Linked DNA regions of Homo sapiens: region 2 is linked to region 1. A link is an interaction called in ENCODE POLR2A ChIA-PET data of the cell type or tissue named here. Cell type or tissue: GM12878. All regions are shown on one strand. Each heading gives the region's core, and the rest is flanking DNA. Links, peaks and the distances in the headings are about the cores only.

Region 1 (4,290 bases), core at 899-3,398:
CCCTGTGGCCTTGAGGGAGTTCTTCCAAAGGTAGAGACTTTGGGTCAAGATGGGCCAATGGCATTCTTTCTCTCTGCTGGGATTTGAACGTGAGAGCAGAACATGTCAGGAAAAACTCTAGATGAAAGAGAAGGTCTCCTTACTTCTGCTGCTGAGAGCCTGGAAACTGCTCTACCCAAACCCAGGGAATATAAGTTATCGGCTTTCCCAAAGCTTGGGGTGGAATGACATTTGCTTAAATTCCATGACACACTGTCTTAGTTCATTTGGGTTGCTACAAAATAATACCTTAGCCTGGATAATTTATAAAGAAAGGAAGTTTATTTGGTTCACAGTTCTACAGGCTTATAAGAAGCATGGTGCCAGCATCCACTTTTGGTGACCTCAGGAAGCTTACAGTCATGAAGGTAGGTGAAAAGGGAGCAGACGTTTCACATGGCGGGAAAGAAACAAAGAGGGAATGGGTGCCATACTCATTTAAACAACCAACTCTTTTTTTTTGAGACAGAGTCTCACTCTGTTGCCCAGGATGGAGTGCAGTGGCACAATCTCAGCTCACTGCAACCTCCGTCTCCTGAGTTCAAGTGATTCTCCTGCCTCAGCCTCCCAAGTAGCTGGGACTGCAGGGATGTGCCACCACGCCCGGCTAATTTTTTTATTTTTAGTAGAGACAGGGTTTTGCCATGTGAGTGAGGCTGGTCTTGGACTCTTGACCTCAGGTGATCCACCCGCCTCGGCCTCCCAAAGTGCTGAGATTATAGGTGTGAGCTACCATGCCTGGCCTTAAACACACTCTTACAGGAACCAGTGGTGCTAGAACTCATTCATTACAGCAAGGACAGCACCAAGCCATTCATGAGGGATCCACCCCCATGACCCAAACACCTCCCACCAGGCCTCACCTCCAACATTGGTGACCAAATTTCAACATGAGACTTGGAGGGGCAAATATCCATCCAAAGTATATCAGCTACTCTATGATCTTTCAGATAAACTCCCTCTCTATGCATTAGCTAGCCAGAACTGACTTTTACTCTTTGGCCAAAAGAACTTTAACAACTACACATCTCTCTAGAAGGAACCCATGGCCTAGAGCATCAAGCAAGGACAACACTAATATAGAGATGAAAATGTTATGAAAACCTTCTGTGTTATGTTCACTGCCCTCTCCCTAACACCTAGCACAGTGCTGAACATAGAATGGACATTCATTACCTATTTATTGGATAAATTGACTACTTATCTTCCCAGTAGAGAGGAGATTATAGAATCTGCCCATTATGGAGCAAGTCTTCTTGTCTTACTAGGAACATGGGTTTGGCTTTGGCTCTGACTCTGCCACTCTGTGTGAGTGAGTCACTTAGCCTCTTTGGACCTCAGTTTCCTCATCTATAAGCTGGGAATCATAAACTCAGCCAACCTTACAGAGATATTGTGAGGCTCAAATGAGGTCATGCTATATGGAAGCACTTGGTAACCTGTAAATTGTTTGCAACTAAAAAGTATTATTATCTTTTCTAGCTGTGGATTCCATTCTGTCTATCTCAGCTTTTTGGCCCGAGAAGTCTTTAGGGCAAAAGTGGATGATAAACTGCTTCTTTCATCATTGTTTTCCTGTTTCCATTCTAACCACTTCTTAAGCCTGGAGTCTGCTTTGGGGACTCTGTTTTATGGATTAAACTCTGTGAAGCCTAAGAACCAAAAGGATTCTTTTTTGTAAAGCCTATGGCATCTTCATTAATCTCATCAGGTACTCAAGATGCCTCCTGATGCATGTTGACTGATGTCCACATATCCCTCTGATAATCAATAGTGTGGAGGCAGCAGCCTGATCCATTCGTATCTTCCTAGGGAGACACATGAACTCATCTTATTGGATGAGGGGTCTATGGAAAGAATGGGAAGCAGAGCACAGGAGAAATAAGTAACGGTCAGTGTTAGTAAGGCTTCCAGGTGCAGCTGTCCTGCCTGAGAGGCCACCAGGTTGGCAAGAAGCTAGTGGATGTCCTGCTACCTGAGTCTTGAAACAGCTTGAACTTTCCCATTTCCTGAACAGCCCAACACTTGCAGAACATTGCTGCATTGTTCTGTGCCCTGAGGTCTCCTGGTGGCGGGCCAACCCTAGGCTGTGCCGGCAAGCACATGGCTGCGATGATTTGTCTGTAGCTAGAGCCATTCACCTAGCTGAATGTGTTGGGACATTATCCCAGGGTGTTACCCACCCGAGGAAACAGGAGAGGGGCTATGGGGGAAGGGGATTACATCAGCATTATTATTGTTATTCACTTATCAGATGGTTATTAATTATACTTCAATTAAAGGCTTGCAGTCTTTACAAGCATGAGCTCATCAGCCCTCACAATGCCCAAAGGAGGTCAAGAACCAGGAGACTGCTGATTTGCTCATGAATGCAGCTGACTTGAGTTTCAGAAATCCTGTGATCTGGTTTTCCCCTCTCTGTCCGGCCACTGGCCACTTCCCCTTCAGGAGCCCTCAATTCCCCCGATGTACAGTGGACAGATACATTATTCACTCGGCTGACTGGCGTCTGCAAAAGTGTCAAGGATCAAATTTTCCTTTCTAAACCCTTCCACGGGTTAAAAAAAAAAAACGAAAAGAAAAAAAAAAAAAAAACAACAACAAAGGAGACATTTAACCAGGCGCTCCAATGCAGCCAGCTCGCCCTCAAGATCAATACACCAGGGAGGTAACTTCATGGGAATCCAAGGAGCAACAGTGGGGTGGTGAATTTTAATGAAGCCTCGTGCAGTTCCAGGTTGGCTTTCTGGCCAAGGGAGGTGGCACCCGGCTTTGGTAATCAGGAAGTTGTTTTGTGGCTGGAGGTCAAAGAACAGAAGGCAGCGTGAAGGAATGATAAATGGTGAGCCAGGAGCAGAGCCTTTCAGAAAGAAGCTGAGAGATGTGAAGGACGGAGGGCCTGCCCCTGCCAGCGCATCCCTGGGGCCCACTCTCCTCCCCAGGCGCCCAAGAGCCACCAAAGGCACTCAGCCAGCCAGGCCACACCCAAAGAACCGGGATCCTTTAAAATAAGAACCGGGATCCTTTAAAATAAGAACCATGAAGAACAACTGCAGAGTGGGGTGTTTCGTTGTGTTGGGGTGTGTGTGTGTGTGTGTGTGTGTGTGTGTGTGTTTCTCTTCTTTCCTTTTTTTTTTTTCTTTTTTATGAGGGGGTGGAATCTGTTGGGAGGCAGGAAAGGTACCAAGTTCCTGAGTGGCCCAGATGCCCCCACCTCCCGCATGGCTACAGAGTTAATAAAACTTGAAGGAAATGGAAAATGGGAGAAGCAGAAACCTGAGGCAAAAAGGGCCTTATCTTCAAAGAGATCGGCGTTTTGGTTACGGAAAAGGTTTTCCAATTAAAAGCCTCCTGAAAGGAGTAAATAAAGAAATCCCCAGTTAGTTATCCTGCACCGAGTTGGGAGGAAAAGTCTTGGTGCTTTATTCTAGAAAGGGTTTGGGCTTTGCTGAGCATTTTGAGTAAAGGGAGTCAGGGCTTTATCCTCCCCACCCCTCCTTCCTCTATCCTTACCCAATGAGGCTTGTAGTGATCTAATCTGAAAGAGATAAAGCCCAATTTCCTCAGCTCTGGAGCTGATAAACAAGCCAAAGACCAGCTCTGTTCACAGGGCAATAATTAAAGCTCTCAGGAATCTAAACAGCAAGGTGGTCAAAAGGACAAGGACAAACTCATATTTCCCAGTGCCATTCTGGGCAGCTGTGAGCACCTTGTGTTGGAATTTAACCTGGTGGAAATAGCATTATTATCACCCATATCTTTTTTTTTTTTTTTTTTGAGATGGAGTTTCGCTCTTATTGCCCAGGATGGAGTGCAATGGTGCGACCTCAGCTCACTGCAACCTCTGCCTCCTGGGTTCAAGCGATTCTCCTGCCTCAGCCTCATGACTAGTTGGGATTACAGGTGCCCACCGCCACCATGCCCGGCTAATTTTTTGGATTTTTAGTAGAGACAGGGTTCACCATGTTGGCCAGGCTGGTCTGGAACTCCTGACCTCAGGTGATCCACCTGCCTTGGCCTCCCAAAGTGCTGGGATTACAGGCGTGAGCCACTACGCCCAGTTCATCACCCATATCTTTATGGATTCAGCTAGACCCCTATCAAGCACATAACCAGCCAAAGTACTATGGAACTCTGCTGATCACAGGCACCAAATGTGCTGTTAATTTAGCACTCTGTAGGAGGCAAGATTTGGCAAATACATACATATTTCTTGCTGATCAAGGAAGGATCTAAATCCTAGAAATTATA
Region 2 (4,290 bases), core at 808-3,307, 190 kb after region 1:
AAAAACTGCTACACTGCATCAGATCAAGAGCCTACTCATGGCTCTTTCAGGTAGCCCTGAAAGAGATGCTGAAGGAAATTAAACTGGTTTATCACAATTAAATTTCACAATGAAGCCTCACACGTTACCATCCGTAACATCATCTTTAAAGGTAAGACATGTATTCTGAAAGTTACTGACTTCTCAGAAAGACTCTTGAAAAGATTCAATTTCTTCCGACCTTTAAAATGCACAAGCTAATGCAGACACAAGTATAAGGTTGTTGTGTTTTCCAAATGAGATAATTTATGTAAATATGCTCTAGGAAGAACAATGCCCTATATGCATTAAAAAAATTGTATCACACTCTTTGTCATAAAAGATCTCTCTCCATCTACCAAAGATGCTATAAACACGTTATAACAAGGGTTCTTCAGAGCAGAGAGAAAAAAATGAATTTTCTTTTTGCCATTTCGTTTAGAATTTTCTTCAGTTCTGTTAGTGGATATTTTCTTTTCCTTCCTATTCTTTCATTATATTGTATTTTTTTTTTTTTTTTTTTTGAGACGGAGTCTCGCTCTGTCGCCCAGGCTGGAGTGCAGTGGCGGGATCTCGGCTCACTGCAAGCTCCGCCTCCCGGGTTCACGCCATTCTCCTGCCTCAGCCTCCCAAGTAGCTGGGACTACAGGCGCCCGCCACTACGCCCGGCTAATTTTTTGTATTTTTAGTAGAGACGGGGTTTCACCGTTTTAGCCGGGATGGTCTCGATCTCCTGACCTCGTGATCCGCCCGCCTCGGCCTCCCAAAGTGCTGGGATTACAGGCGTGAGCCACCGCGCCCGGCCTATATTGTATTTTTTTGCCTTTTTATTCCCAGAGTAGCAACACATTTCTTTATTACTCCAGAGTTCCTTTAACCCATGTTAACTTTACTTCTGATTCAAATGGAAAAGGAATTTGAAAACCAAATAAAGGATGCACATCCTGGATGTTATTAATGCGCAGCATGCACAAAAGGCAAAAAGCAACAAAACAAAACCCTGTAACAACACACACCATGACTTACCTTCTGGCTCACTCTCTGACCCTGAAAGACTGCCATAGCTACTCATTAGTGAGCATAGGGCTGGTGTCACTTCCTTGGGTATCACAGAATGTTGTGGTTTCTCCTCCTTATCAGACTCTGAAGGGAAAAGAAGTCAGATTCAAAACATCTACCACCATAAAAAAGCTGTCCATCCCCCATTCCCTCATTTGTTAGTGAAAATTAAGTAATTTCTGATCATTTCCTTAATCTTTCCAAAAGACTAATTCTAGGGGGCCAGAAACACTTCCCCTTGGTTTAGACATCTTCATGGGCCAAGAAACCATTTGCCCCAGAGGAGACAGTGAGGGAAAAGGAAGCTATATAGAGCTCAGTTACTTAGCATGCTTCACAGGTTATACAATCTGAGCATACTCTAAATTAACTTAATTACATAGTCTTTGCTGTTCATTTACAGGTAGTAGGAAGACCCAAACTTTATTTAACTTCACTGGATTGGGATCACTGCCTCTGAAAATTAGGTTTAGAAATAAATGAAGTATTAAAATACCTATGCTTTTAACTGTTTTTAAGACTGTTTTTGGGGATCCAAATAATATTCAAAGCATTCTATAGGCTTAGTCAAACAGTAATGCTGGAATTAATCCACCCAAAGTTTTTTTAGAGACAGAGTCTTGCTCTGTCACACAGGCTGAAGTGCAGTGGCATAATCTCGGCTCACCACAACCTCTGCCTGCCAGGCCCAAGCAATTATCTTACCTGAGCCTCCTGAGTAGCTGGGATCACAGGCGTGTGCCACTATGCCCAGCTAATTTTTTGTATTTTTAGTAGAGATGCGGATTCACCATGTTGGCCAGGCTGGTCTCAAACTCCTGGCCTCAAGTTGATCAGCTTGCCTTGGCCTCCCAAAGTGCTGGGATTACAGGTGTGAGCCACTGTGACCAGCCCACTCAAAGTTTTTATTATTTAAAACTTCTAAGAACTTAAATAAACAAGGCAACCATGAGAATTTACCAAGCATAATACTAAAGTGCCTGCCAAATATAAAGTGTTTGATCCAGGCCCAGCAAGCCTAGTTGTAGCCCCAGGACACCACCTATTACATTTCTTTTTGGCAGCTCTAACAATCTAGTAACTCTATTCTAGACAACCAATAAAAATAAGGCCTCACTGAAGACAATAAGTAATTTGTCTATTTAATTAACCAACTCAACCTAAAACCAATATAAAATGTTTCAAGACTAAGCATTTAATGTTCACCAAGTCAGTCTAGGGGAAACCAAAGCATGCCAGTAGGAAATGGGAATATCTTTCTATGTGAATGTTCAACTGCCACCTTCTGCTGGATGGAGCTAAATCCTCTCTCCTCACTACACACCATCACACCTATAAAAGTACTCCTTGTCAATTTTAAGCTAAGTTACCTTTACTCCTTGATTAATAAAGGGAAAGGAAAGTATGAAGTTTATGTGAATTACTAGTAGATTAAGCAGAAATCCACCACAGTGTTAGTATGGAGACTTCCCATTCATTGGCTGAATGATGAAAGAAAAAACTGCAGCATTTATTTCCAAGACTCAAAGAGAGGTAACAAAAAGTACAGTAATAGTTGAATATTATGCTCTTCAAAAGCATGATCTGACCTAATCCTTATGAGGTATGTGATGAGGGATGAAACAAAAATCCAGAGAATTTGAGTAACCTTTCCTTAAGATAACTATAAATCAGTTGGGTCAAATTTAAAGCCTGGCTATCTGACTCCAAATCCAAATTGTTACCAGTGAGCTAGAATGCTTCCCACAGACAAAGTCTTCTTAAAATGAAGCCATCCTATCAAAGTGTCTTTATGGTCCACAATAATGCTAATAATGTCTCCCAGCTATAGCTCCATTTCTTTCCTCCCTTTTATAGTAAAACTCCAAACAGTTATTTGATATGCAATCATACCTTGGAGATATTGTAGATTTGGTTCCAGACCACTGCAATCAAGTGAATATGGCAATAAAGTAAGTCACACAAATTTTCTGGTTTCTCAGGGCATATAAAAGTTATGTTTACACTATACTGTAGCATATGAAGTGTGCAATAGCATTATGTCTTAAAAAATGTACCTTAATTTAAAAATATTTCATTGCTAAAAAATGCTAAAACTCATCTGAGACTTCAGGGGATTGTGATATTTTTGCTGATGGAGGGTACTGTCTTGATGTTGCTGGCTGCTGACTGATCAGGGTTGTGGTCACTAAAGGCTGGGGTGACTGTGGCAGTCTCTCTGCCTTGACTGCTATTCCCTTAGGTATCAGCCTCGCATTTCATTCAGATGTCTTAATGTCACCTTATTAGAGATGCCTTTACTGATCACTTCAGATAAAAGCACATATCCCCTTTTCTGACCACCATTCTCTATTATTTTACTCAGCTTCAATCATCTTGATAATTCTGTTTTTTTGTTTTTGTTTTTGTTTGAGACAGAGTTTCACTCTGCTGCCCAGGCTGGAGTGCAGTGCATTCTACCTCCTGAGTTCAAGCGATTCTCCCCTTAGCCTCCTAAGTAGCTGGAATTACAGGCACGTGCCACCACACCAGGCTAATTTTTGTATTTTTAGTAGAGACGGAGTTTCACCCTGTTGGCCAGGCTGGTCTCGAACTCCTTACCTCAAGTGATCTGCTCACTTTGGCCTTCCAAAGTGCTGGGATTACAGGCATGAGCCACTATGCCCAGCTCCCACATTTTCTATATTACTTTTATAATCAGAAAATAACAGAAAAAAATAAAAACAAAGGGAAATTGACTCTGGAAAACTGTATTCTTCACAATCCAATTCATGAAGCCGAGGGCAAGGCTTTAATGTCCTTTCCCTCCTCCCTTCTTTTTTAAACTTTGTATTTTGAAACAATTTTGGATTTATACAAATGTTGCAAAGATAGTACAGAGTCTCCATATATCCTTCATCCAGCTTCCCTGATGTTACCATCTGACATAACCAAAGTACTTTATGATAGCTAAGAAGTTAACACTGGTACCACACTAGTATTTAAACTATAGACTGTAATGTAATTTCACCAGCTTTTCCACTAACGTCCTTTTTTCTGTTCCAGGATACAATCTGCTATACTACATTGCATTCGGTTGTCATGACTCCTTAATCTTCTTTAAATCTGTGACAGTTTCTCAGTCTTTCCTTGTTTTTCCTGAACTTGATACTTTGAAGATTATTGTCAGGTATTTTTAGAATGTCCCTCAGTTTGGGTCTGTCTGACATTTTT

The links. Peaks named below come from ENCODE experiments on the same cell type or tissue, not always from the same donor. Only the 100,000 strongest peaks of a DNase experiment are listed, where the experiment ranks them.
Region 2: POLR2A ChIA-PET joins it to region 1 with 5 read pairs; 2 of 35 experiments call an interaction of 5 or more read pairs at or near these places.

What each region holds. Positions count from the first base shown.
Region 1 is chr13:44,761,688-44,765,977 of GRCh38, forward strand. No RefSeq gene overlaps it. Among named protein-coding and RNA genes, the nearest start is that of LINC00330, 46 kb to the right of the region's middle. In GM12878, for the core only: no CTCF peak of the experiment used is centred there; a DNase peak (open chromatin) is centred at 2,425.
Region 2 is chr13:44,948,678-44,952,967 of GRCh38, forward strand. It overlaps NUFIP1 (nuclear FMR1 interacting protein 1), which reads right to left. Exons shown (of 10, transcript NM_012345.3): 8 at 1,045-1,161. Among named protein-coding and RNA genes, the nearest start is that of TRE-TTC2-1, 33 kb to the left of the region's middle. In GM12878, for the core only: no CTCF peak of the experiment used is centred there; no DNase peak of the experiment used is centred there.